Linked DNA regions of Homo sapiens: region 1 is linked to region 2. A link is a contact called in ENCODE Hi-C data. All regions are on one chromosome and are shown on one strand. Each heading gives the region's core, a stretch centred on a gene start or an enhancer-like site at or near the end of the contact. The rest is flanking DNA. Distances are from core to core; before and after follow the strand shown.

Region 1 (5,945 bases), core at 2,408-4,907, 260 kb after region 2:
ACTGCACCCAGCCCTCTACTTTGTTTTTTGTGCCTTTCTCTTCCATAGTGTCCATAATGATCATGCATTAATTACTTTCATAGCTTAAAAAAAAGTTGAATGGGAAAAATGGGTCACTGTGTATTTGAGAACAGTACTGGATGCTTCGTGTTTGGATGTGTGGGTGGATCTGCTTCTTTCTTCCATATGCTCTGCTGTGTGCTCCCTGGCTGCCCTGCTTTAATTTTATTTTGTTTTACACCCTGCATATCTTGATGTCTGCTTTTTTCCTCAGGTCTGGAGCCCGGCACTGTGGTCATAACAGAGCAGGCAGTGGATACCTGCTTCAAGGCAGAGTTTGAGCAGATTGTCCTGGGGAAGCGGGTCATCCGGAAAACGGACCTTAACAAGAAGCTGGTGCAGGAGCTGTTGCTGTGTTCTGCAGAGCTGAGCGAGTTCACCACAGTGGTGGGGAACACCATGTGCACCTTGGACTTCTATGAAGGTGAGGCAGCGGATACGAGGAGGCATCTTTCAGCCAGGGAACCCTGGTCCGTCCCCTGAGCCTGCCTTCTCGCTGTGGACTGGCGTTTCCACTTGCCAGGCTGCTGTCTCAGTTACACTTCGCCCAGAGTGGTTATAATGACCCGTTTGAGTGGTCATTATAGGCAGGACCTGGATGGGTCTTGCTTGTCCCTGTGTCCTTCTGGGCATCAGTGGCGCTGATGTGTTGTAGGAGCTTCTCACATGCATGTGGTTCTCATGTCTCCATGTGTGCCTCAGGGCAAGGCCGTCTGGATGGGGCTCTCTGCTCCTACACGGAGAAGGACAAGCAGGCGTATCTGGAGGCAGCCTATGCAGCCGGCGTCCGCAATATCGAGATGGAGTCCTCGGTGTTTGCCGCCATGTGCAGCGCCTGCGGCCTCCAAGGTAAGCGGCACTTGATGGGCCTCGGCGTCCCCTCCTCCCTTCACTTCTGCTCTCCTGGAGCCCCTCGCTGGGGCCCCTCCTCCTGGGGCACCCCGATACCCATTTCTGGTTTCTGTTTCCGCTGCCCCCAAGTCACTTTCTGACATATGTGTTGTCACCACAATGCTGTTCAATGTCTGACTGTCACACCCTGACAAAATGCAGGATTCTCAGTGACCTTGTGCAGGAAAAATGACAAAAAAGCTTTTGCTGCCCCATGAGGCTGCCACCAGGTCTATAAAAAACTCGGCTTTCAAAGCGCTTTGGCTTTCTGAATTGTGGTTCATCTACCCTCAAGGTACTAGCCACCCTTGAAGGCCAGCTCACAGCTCTGCAGAATTCCCTTATCACCTCGGCCAAAACGTGCCTTTCAAGGTGGTGCTTGCAGCCCTGAGCTGGTCCTGGAATGGTGAATTCCTTTTGGAAGCAGGCACGAGAATAAGGGAGGGACAGGGCAGGGTGGTGTCAGAGAGGGAGGAGTCTTCCGAGCCCCTGGACCAGCGCCTTTCCCTCCCGCACTCCATCCTCCGGCCCCGCCTGACTGCATGGGCAGCCTGGTTTCCTGAGGAGGCAGAGAGGCTGCTCCTCAGAGCTCGTGGGTTCTTCATCCCGTCCCTGTGAAATGTTAGACCCCCGGCACCTTGCCTTGATGTGGTCTTTGTCCTTTGCAGCGGCCGTGGTGTGTGTCACCCTCCTGAACCGCCTGGAAGGGGACCAGATCAGCAGCCCTCGCAATGTGCTCAGCGAGTACCAGCAGAGGCCGCAGCGGCTGGTGAGCTACTTCATCAAGAAGAAACTGAGCAAGGCCTGAGCGCTGCCCTGCACCTCCGCAGACCTGCTGTGATGACTTGCCATTAAAAGCATTGTCCAAAATCCCCTGTTGTGTGGACTTTGAGCACACTTTACACAAGAATCTAGAAAATCAGATCGCGATTAAGAGACAGAGAATCTTGGATTAACCGCATGGGAGATGTTCTTCCTTTTGAAGTTTCATTGGAGCATTTTCAATGATGTTAGCCTGATTTGGGGTTTCTTCAAGAACATTCTACCAAATTTTTGTACTATTTCTAGGGAAATTTTTCAGACTTTAAAATTCTAATGGTAGTCAGATTTCATGTCACTAAACAAGAAATCTGACAATAGTGCCAGGAAACTAATTTCCTGATACATTAAAAAAATTCCATGCACCACTTGCAATGAGAGATGACTGAAAACCAATGAAGCAGACAGCAGGGGTGTTTGAGAAATAATGCGTACCTAAACAGGCATATACACAGTTTCCAAATTATAGTCACACACATTCCCAAAACCATCCACACCAGCTTAATCACACGACAGTAATCCTCCCACCCATTGTCCACAATGCTAGTGTCTTGATCCAAGTACCTAGGGATGGGAAACGGGACACCTGGGCTCAAGACAGCTTGTCCTATTGTTTCTGTCCATGGCTTGTCAGCCTTGCATTCATTCCTGGCCTCACACTGACATTCCTAGACTCCGTGTCTCTTAGCTTCCTTCTCGGTTGCACCTTATAGTGGAGGGGAGAATCCAGGGTGGCCCCTCTGTCTGTCTCGGGTGAGTCTGGCAGCAGCTACTTGGGCAGGCCTAGGTCCCCAGCTCAGGGGCAGCTGGGTCTTGGGTCTTCACTGGCTTGTGGGTTGCCCAGGCTCCTGGCTGACTTCTCAACTCTCCCCACATCAGTGTGGCCACTTTCTGGTATTTATTGTTTCCTGTCCTTGAGATGGGCTTATTTCCTGGTGGGCTCTGAGGGACACTCCCATGCTCAGGGGCTCTGCTTAGCAGTTTGCTGTGTGACTTGGAGTGGCCAGGGAGGTGTGTGGGGACCTTGGTGTGGGTGCATGTGTGTGGTCTGTGCACTCTTTAATGTGCCTTCCCTGTGATTCTGAGATTCAACCCAAAATGAGGGTCATTCAGCATCTACTGAGCCCACATGCCCTTCTAAGTGCTAAGAGCAAGAGAGATCCTTGTCCCAATCAAAAACTTCCTTCCCTTCCACCTTCTCAAGCTCTAGGGTCTGTAATACAGATTTGCTTAGGGTGGAGAGTGAGTCTCCTTCCATTTCTCCCTCAGCACTTCTTGGTCCCTTTGTTGAAGCTGTCCAGGAGAAATTGGAACCCTCAAGGAGACTTCAGGGTCCTGGGATGTGGCTGTGCAGTCATCTGTGCACCCAGGGCAGCATGCTAAAGGCTCTGCTCCTGGCTTCTCACTCCAGCACGAGCTGCAGGGGCTGGACTTGCTACTATTGTGCGCTCATCTGTCTCCAAATTACCAAGTGCCCCCAGACTTCAACTGGATGTCACCATGCCCCTGTGGGTGCAGGACCCAGTGTGGGATAGCCTTTCTATCCTCTGACCAACCAGATGATGTTTATCACCAGGCTCTGGGGCAGGCTGAGGATGCAGGTGCGGACCATTGCCCCAGGCAGTAGGGGACTTGCAGGTTAATTTCTTTCACACCTCAACCCAGGCAAGTGTGGCCAGGTGGGCCCGCCACTTCCTAGGAGGACATCTTTGATAAAGCAGAGAAAAAAAACCACACAGAAATAGAATTTAAGGCTAAAGAGGAGGCTGCTATTAGTAAGAAAAGGGCTAGTTTGTTTTTGAGGTGTTTTGTCTCTGCACTGCCTGGAAGTCTGTCTCGCTGGGGGAGCTGTCACAGAGCCTGTGGCCTGAGCACCCTCCTCCGGGACAAGGCAGAAGGTAAAATGACTTCTGAACATGAGATTCTTTCTACAGGTGTCAATGGCCAAGCTGCAGCTATTGGCACTGCACTGCCCTCTGCTGGCTATGTGAGGTAGTGCACATCAGCCACCCCCAGGTGGATCTCTGTTGATCTAATCGGGCGACATCCCTGACCTTACAGGTGAACTCTATACCCCCTGACACGCAGGAAATGCCGGTTGAACAACACATCTTGTTCTGATTGAGTAAACATGAACTTGTTGGATTAGTTTATGTCGGCCTAAAAGGAAGAAGCTGAGGCAAAATTGGTAAAAGTAGAGAAGTAACTGGGTCCAAGCTTGAAGACTGCAACCCAAGAACATAGATTCAAGTTCCCCTGAATGAACACTCTGATTAGCAGCACTTACAAGTGGATTTTTAAAGGTAAAAGGGACAGGGAATGGGCTGATACACAGCTGTCTGCCAGGAATTCTCATTGGTTTACAGAAATGATATTGATCAATGGCTACACATTGTTAAGCCATAGAGTGTGGGTTCTAGTATTCAGTGTGGCATTATTAAGTTAATTTATAGCTACTTGTGGCAATAGCAAGCAGTTCCAAGAGATGAATACATAGTTAAAAAGGGGGAGTGATTGATGTCTTTTTCTTGAGACAAGGTCTTGCTCTGTCACCCAGGCTGGAGTGCAGTGGTGCAATCACAGCTCACTGCAGCCTTGACCTCCTGGGCTCAAGCAATCCTCCCACCTCATCCTTCTGAGTGGCTGGGAATACAGGTGCACGCCACCACAACCTGGCTAATTTTTGTATTTTTTTGCAGAGATGGGGTCTTGTGTGTTGCCCGGGCTGGTCTTGACCTCCTAGGTTCAAGCGCCCCTCCCACCTAGGCTTCCCAAAGCATTGTGATTAGAGACGTGAGCCACTGTGTTTGGCTTATTGTCCCATTTTAATGTCTCTCTGGCTGTAATAATTTGAAAGGTCTCAAATTCCTCAGATGAAAGTTATTTTCTTTCCTCATTTGGCTACCAAGATGTCTCTGGAGCTGACGTTATAAATGTCCTCACATGAGTGTTACTTGAATTCCTCGGGAGACGACCAGAAACTTGGTCCCCTTCCTCACCCCGCACTGGCCACTCTTTGACTTTCAGGCCCTTGTGCCACGCTGGTATCATTGGCTTGGTCCCCTTGTGGGGGCTTCCCACAACCTGGGCACTGGCCCCTTCCTCAACCCCTCCTCCATTCCCAGCGCTGGTGATAAAGACTCTTCTGAGCAGGAATATAATGACACCAACATGGTTCACTTTCGGTGCTTTCAGCAAGGCAGAGAGAATTAGGAATGTAATTGGGATTGTTCTGATGGAACTAATTACCCTGGATTTCAAAAATCGTTGTCAGCGAGTTCACTCCATGTTTTCCTCTAGTGCAGTCCTTAAGTGATATGCTCAGAATGCCTCCCACTAATGTGAAAAAAAAATGTTAATAATTATCCAGCCCTTTGTAAATTGGAAAATCAGCACGTCACTAGTGAGTTAGTCAAGAGTTTACCTCAGGAAGCCTGCCACGCTCTCACATAAAAGGTTGGGCTTTGGTGTCAATTGCAGAGGTGGCCACGCTCCTCCTGCTGCCTCCTCGCGGTCCAGTCTCATCACAGCGGTGACAATGCCACCTTGACCAGAAACAATGAGATGATGGTTTGTCTTTATAAATGACAATAGGGACAGTGGAATATGTTAGAGCATGAGCTGTGCGTCTCCTATACCTTTATCCTTAAGCCTAGCACTAAGCCACGTTTTAAAGCCAGGTGTCCATCATATATTGTATTATCCGGTAATTCCACTCCTGCTCCTGGGCTTGCATGGAGAGAACTCATGTGGCCCAGGAAACATGGACAGGAATGTTCATAATTGCAAAGGCCTCGGTAACAAAAGCCAGAAGTCCCCAAATATCCATGTGCCAGAGAACAAATGCAATGAGTTTGGTGTGCTCAGATGATGAAAAACAGTGAAAATAAATGCAGACACCTTCACCATCAGTACAGAACCATCTCAGGTAACATTCTAAGTGAAAAAAGCAAATTGTAGAATAGTACCTACAACATGATTCCATTTATATAAAGTTTGAAAATGGACAAAACTAAACAATATGTTGTTTAGGATTACGTGCATTTCATTGTAAGACTAGGGGAAAAAACTCCACCAGGGATTGAGAAACCCCAATTGAGATCAGGAGTTTCCTCTGTTGGGAGGCAGGGTGCATTTGGGAGGAGGGGGGACCCCCAAGGACATCAAAGATGTTC
Region 2 (5,876 bases), core at 1,241-3,740:
GTGATGGGATCTCAGAGGGTGGGCACCAGGGTCTATGTCACACGGGGATGTTGCCCGCCCCATCCCCTAGCATTCTGCTCTTTGATTTAATCTGAGGATTGGGCTCTGCTCTTGGTTTCTCACCTGCCCTCTTTTTTCCCACCAAGATAGAGCCTGTTCAGAGCTCTGCCCCACGAGCTCTGCAGGGTGCTCACATCCTTCCACCTGGACAATACTCTGAAACCTTTCGGATTCTGGCCAGATAGCCCCTGTAGAACTTCAGGTGTTGCCTCTCTCTGGACATCTTCCAGGGCTGCTTCCCCCATGGTTTGCCCCAGCCCCAGTGGTATCAATGCCGCAGACACCATGGTTGAGGCTGCTGTCTTCTGAGCCCTGATCACTGAATGGCCAGTGACCTGTTCTGCACCCAACATCTGTTGCATTAGCAATTCATATCTTATTTACTAATTATCTGGTCCACCAACTAGTCTATAAAGTAATACGATTGATGAAATAATAAAGTAAGGTAGAGTTTCTTACTATATGAATATAAGGAGAAAAAAATTTAACACTCAACACCCCAGAAAATGCAGACTCTGCCCTAGATATTCATTCAGCAAATATTTACTCTAAGCATTGTATTAAATGTAGGGTGACACTGATGAATAAGACAGGGAAGGTTCCTGTCCATATCAGCTTACATTCACTTTACTCATATCTCAGAGTCTAAATATAACCATTTCATATAAAAGTGGCTATAAAAATAGTGTACATTTTAAATCTATTATCTAAAATGGGATACTCCAGAGAGAGAAAGAGGGAGCTATTAATAATTAGGCTGTGACAATAAACATAAACCAGGACAGGCTCTTTAGGTATTATTGTCACTGTAGATATCAACCCTATCAATAATAATTGACCAAATTCACACTGAACTAAAACTAAACTTAAAAGTATGAAAAGTATGTTGACTTTCTTGTGTTTACAAATCTCTCATCAGTGAATTCAAGTATAGAGAGACAAGATATATAAGTATATATTCAACTATATAATATTTAAAGATAATTATCTACTAATATGCACATTTCAAAAATGCAATGATAGTAAGTAACATGGATTTCAAGCACCCCCGGAATTATATGTGGGCATCCTGAGTGAACAGTAAAACAAATAAAGTCTATGAAGTCTTTATGTAGGAAATGGAACTTACCTCTGTAGCTTGGAAATGTCACTCACTTCAAAACTGGCCTTCAGCTTTCTCCTTAGGAGAGCGAATGCCGCGAGGCGATGGTAGCTAGGAGGGAAATGCGGATGAGGATACAGAATGTGTGGAGAGAGCAGCTGTTGACAGTGTAATGGCATGTTGGTTAAAGGAATGAGAAAAGGAAGAAAGAGTGCAATAATGATAACTTTATGACTAAGACCCAGTTTAAAAGATTCACCTGACACCTAAGTTAGAAATGAGGGACACTTCTGATGTGCCAGAGTTCTTCACATCTGCGTGTTGGGGCACATGGCTCCCATGGAGGCTGTCCTGAGATGCAAGACTCCACAGCATATGGCGGTCTTCATGACAGCCCTCCACAGCATGGCTGCAGCCTGAGGCTCTCGGGTCCCAGTCACAGCCTAGCTGTGCTGCTGGTCAAGCTCTGGCCAACTCCTCTGCCTAAGCACCAGTTCCTGGCATTACAAATATCCTACCCTGACAATCACTGTAAACACTGTCTCCTTTTTTAAAAATAAAGTCTATCTCACCCTCATTATCTTGTGAGCAGGTCCTAGGTGTTATTGATTTATTTTAAATTTTTTGTTTGTTTGTTTTTGAGATGGAGTCTTGTTCTGCTGCCCAGGCTGGAATGCAGTGGCGTGATTTCAGCTCACTGCAACCTCTGCCTCCCAGGTTCAAGCGATTCTTGTGCCTCAGCCTCCCAAGTAACTGGGATTGCAGGTGTGTGCCCATCTAATTTTGTATTTTTAGTAGAGATGGGGTTTCGCTATGTTGGCCAGGCTGGTCTCAAACTCCTAACCTCAAGTGATCCACCTGTCTCAGCCTCCCAAAGAGCTGAGATTACAGGCATGAGCCACCACGCCTGGCCTGTTATTCATTTTTGTACCCTTGGCTCATAAAAAAGTGCCTAGCAGAGAGTAGTTACGTAATGGAGAATGAATGATTGCATTAATGCATTTATCAATAATTTAATATGGAAGCAAAATATTGGGCCATTACCAGTAAGTTTGGATGTGCTCCTAGCAATGGCATTAGAAAAATTTAAGAGTGTAACATAAGAAAATCAATAAATGGCTATGAATTGCACTGCTACGGTATGATCTGGATATATTTGCCTCCTAGCAGGAAATCACAAAATATAATGTCTTATGGCTTATTTGTTTTTTAAAAGGAAATGACTATTTCTGCTTCTAAATATGACTAATAATTGTTTATCCTAATGAAAAGGTAAGGGCAACAAAAAAGAATGATCTGAGCCTCTTATAGAATTGTTAGTCTGTCAGCTAGATGACAAACAATTTCTAATTTAGTGACATGACTCATATGCCCAGAAATTCCTGAGGAGGCTGTTCATGTTTGCGCAGAGACTTTTCTTGCCTCAGAAAGCACACCTTCACCACCAGGCTGTGGAGGGTCCTCTGAAGATGAGGGACTCTCAGGGCAACATGGGGGCATGGTGAGAGCTGAGGGTCCCACCTGCCTGACTACAAACTGCGTACTCAAAGGATGTCAGCACTTCTATGATAAGAAAACTGACAGGTTCATCTATCACTCATCCACCGACTCATGTCTTCAACAGACACTTACTAAACACCTCCTCCATGACAGTCGGTACGGGAAGGAGGAATACGAGGACAGTCTATAAAGCAGCCCTTGCTCCTTGGGAGCCCATAGAGTGGGAGAACCAAGGCTGACACACGAACTGGCTATGAGAGAACTGACACAGGCTGGAGAGTTGTACAAACCAAGAGAGCTCCAGCTTCTTATGGACAAGGTTCAGGAAAGGCTCTAGGGGTTGGGCCAAATGCAGAAGACAAGGCAGTCATTTACTAAAAATCTCAGATTCTTTCTCAAATGTGTCTATACCTGCAGTTCACTTTTTCAGGAGAAGTCCCTGGTTGTGGAGAGAAACGTTCAGATTTCCACTCTCTCTTGTCCCAAAACAGGCATCGGATCCACTGGAAATGTACTGTATAGTTCACTGCCTTAGCTAAATATCTGTTTGGAGGTTTTCTGTCATAGTCAGCATCCAATAAGGATAAATAGCCTACACTGGCATCTAAAAAGAGAAAACATAAATAAAAAGTACAACCTGAGGTTTGCAGAAAGGCATTCTCCATTTCAAACGCAGACAGAGTAGGCAGATAGGTGGGGACAAGGACTACAGATGAGCAAGAACTGAAAGACAGCATCAAATTCTAGCCATTTCCTGTCCCCGAAGCATTTAAATTTGGATTAAATCCACCCAGTCAAAGCTCCTGGATGCAGATACGAATTGAGGAATGGTAGAGAATTGGGAAGAAAAACAGTGTTTCTAGCATCCCGTATGTTCCAAGTGCCCCCTGACACCCTGAACAGGCCACACCCCCTGACCTTAGTGGGGATGGAAGAGGGTTGAGTCAGTTTCTTTAGCTGCCATTCAAGCCCACTTCCTGCTCCTCGCCAGTTTGTCAGCCAGCCTGCGAAATTTCAGTATACCCAGGGTCTAAACCCATTCTGGTAAGGACAGCACAATGACCCATGGAGTTTTAGCCTATCATTTTTTTTTTATGTTTAGCCTACTTTTTATATTTAGAAGCAGAAGTATTTAACATTCTACTTATTTAAAAATTGCCCAAGACTTTTTAATAAGTGGTGTTGGGACAACTAGACATTAGCCCTTTGTAAAAATATGGGCACCTCATGCTATAAAAAATAATAATAAACATTAGCAAATCAGATATCTAAATATGAAAGAAAAAACAAAAACAAACTGCACAAGTACTGAGGAACACATGAATGACTTCTTTTATAATCTGGACATAAGAAATAAATTTTGAACGATGGTTCAAAATCTAAGAGTCTTACAAGAAATGGTGGATAAATTACTATTTTAAAAATAGCCCTAACATATAAAGAGCTCTTAAACATCAAGAAAAAACAAACTCAATACAAAAGTGGGCATATATGAACAATTCACAGAAAAAAAGTGGATAATGGCTTTAAATATATGAAAAAATACCCAACTTAATTCATATAAAATGCATATTAAAATGAACATTTCTCAATTATAAGACTGGCAAAACTCAATAGCTTGAAAATACATCCTTTTGGCAAAGACGTGGGAAAACAGGCAGCTTCAGACACTGCTGGAGGTAAACGTGACAATACTTACCAAAACCACATAGGCATTTACCATCCGACCCAGGAACAGCCTATCTAGGAATTAAACTTGAAGATACACTCCTCCCCCTACATGTAATACAGTATATGCACAAGTCTTCCATGTGAATACATAGGAGACTGGCTGAATAAACTACGGTCCATCTATACAATGGAGAAGCACATAGCAGTTAAAAAAAAAAGATATCGATGAATAAATACATACGGAGTGATTTCTAAATATGTAATTTAAGTAAGAAAAGCACAATGCAAATGAGTGTAAGAAATAAGGGGAAATAATGTGGGTATGCATGGGCTTATTTTCCCAAAAAGAAACATCAGGAAAACAATTCCCATAAAATTATAATCATCGAGGCTGGGCGCAGTGGCTCACGCCTGTAATCCCAGCACTTTGGGAGGCTGAGGTGGACCACCTGAGGTCGGGAGTTCGAGACCAGCCTGACCAACATGGAGAAACTCTGTCTCTACTAAAAATACAAAATTAGCCGGGTGTGGTGGCGCATGCCTGTAATCCCAGCTACTCAGGAGGCTGAGGCAGGAGAATCACTTGAACCCAGGAGGTGAAGGTTGTGGTGAGCCAAGATCGTGCCATTGGACTCCAGCCTGGGCAACAAGAGTGAAACTCCAGTCTCAAAAGAAAAAAAAAATTATAATCATTGTTCTTCACAGAACTAGACAAAACAATCCTAAAATTCATATGGAATCACATAGCCAAAGCAATACTAAGCAAAAGGAACAAATCTGGAGGCATCACATTACCAGACTTCAAACTATACAACGAGGCTATAGTTACCAACACAGCATGCTACTGGCATAGAAATAGGCATGTAGACCAATGGAACAGAATGCAGAACCCAAAAATAAGGCCAAATACCTAAAGCCAATTGATTTTTGACAAAGCAAACAAAAACATAAAGTGAGGAAAGGACACCCTATTCAACAAATGGTGCTGGGATAATTGGCTAGCCACGTGTAGAAGAATAAAACTGGATCCTCATCTCTCATTTTATGTAAAAAATCAACTCGAGCTGGATCAAAGACTTAAATCTAAGACTTGAAGCTGTAAAAATTCTAAAAGATAACATCAGAAAAACTCTTCTAGACATTGGCTTAGGCAAATAATTCATGACCAAGACCCAAAAGCAAATGCAATGAAAACAAAAATAAATAGATAGGACCTAGTTAAACCAAAAAGCTCCTTCAAAGCAAAAGAAATAATCAGCAGAGTAAGCAGACAAGCAACAGAGTAGGAGAAAAAATTTGCAAACTATGCATCTGACAAAGGACTGGTATCCAGAATTCATAAGGAACTCAAACAAATCGCAAGAAAAAACAAATAACCCCATCAAAAAGTGGGCAAGGACCTGAACAGACAATTCTCAAAAGAAGATATGTAAATGGCTAAAAAATACTCAACACCACTAAGTAATAGGGAAATGCAAATTAAAACCACAATGAGATACCATCTTACTCCTGCAAAAATGGCCATAATTTTTAAAAGTCAAAA

The links. A loop is a pair of places that touch in the nucleus more often than their neighbours do. Pooled maps may share reads with other maps.
Region 1: a loop to region 2 is called in a pooled map, with 2.3 times the contacts of the local background. The contact joins two enhancer-like sites. A Hi-C loop is called at or near these places in 17 of 37 single-sample maps with no recorded cell type and 14 of 50 pooled maps.

The regions. Positions count from the first base shown.
Region 1 is chr7:48,106,599-48,112,543 of GRCh38, forward strand. It overlaps LOC105375271 (a long non-coding RNA gene), which reads right to left. Exons shown (of 4, transcript XR_927253.3): 3 at 5,195-5,315; 4 at 4,577-5,106. It overlaps UPP1 (uridine phosphorylase 1), which reads left to right. Exons shown (of 9, transcript NM_003364.4): 7 at 275-484; 8 at 763-909; 9 at 1,620-2,138. The coding sequence ends at 1,759. Among named protein-coding and RNA genes, the nearest start is that of UPP1, 20 kb to the left of the region's middle. Within about 2 kb of position 3,658, at least 2 of the 41 ENCODE cell types and tissues checked have a DNase peak (open chromatin) inside an H3K27ac peak, as active enhancers do.
Region 2 is chr7:47,843,806-47,849,681 of GRCh38, forward strand. PKD1L1 (polycystin 1 like 1, transient receptor potential channel interacting) reads right to left here. Exons shown (of 57, transcript NM_138295.5): 32 at 3,074-3,266; 33 at 1,190-1,273. Among named protein-coding and RNA genes, the nearest start is that of PKD1L1-AS1, 51 kb to the left of the region's middle. Within about 2 kb of position 2,491, at least 3 of the 41 ENCODE cell types and tissues checked have a DNase peak (open chromatin) inside an H3K27ac peak, as active enhancers do.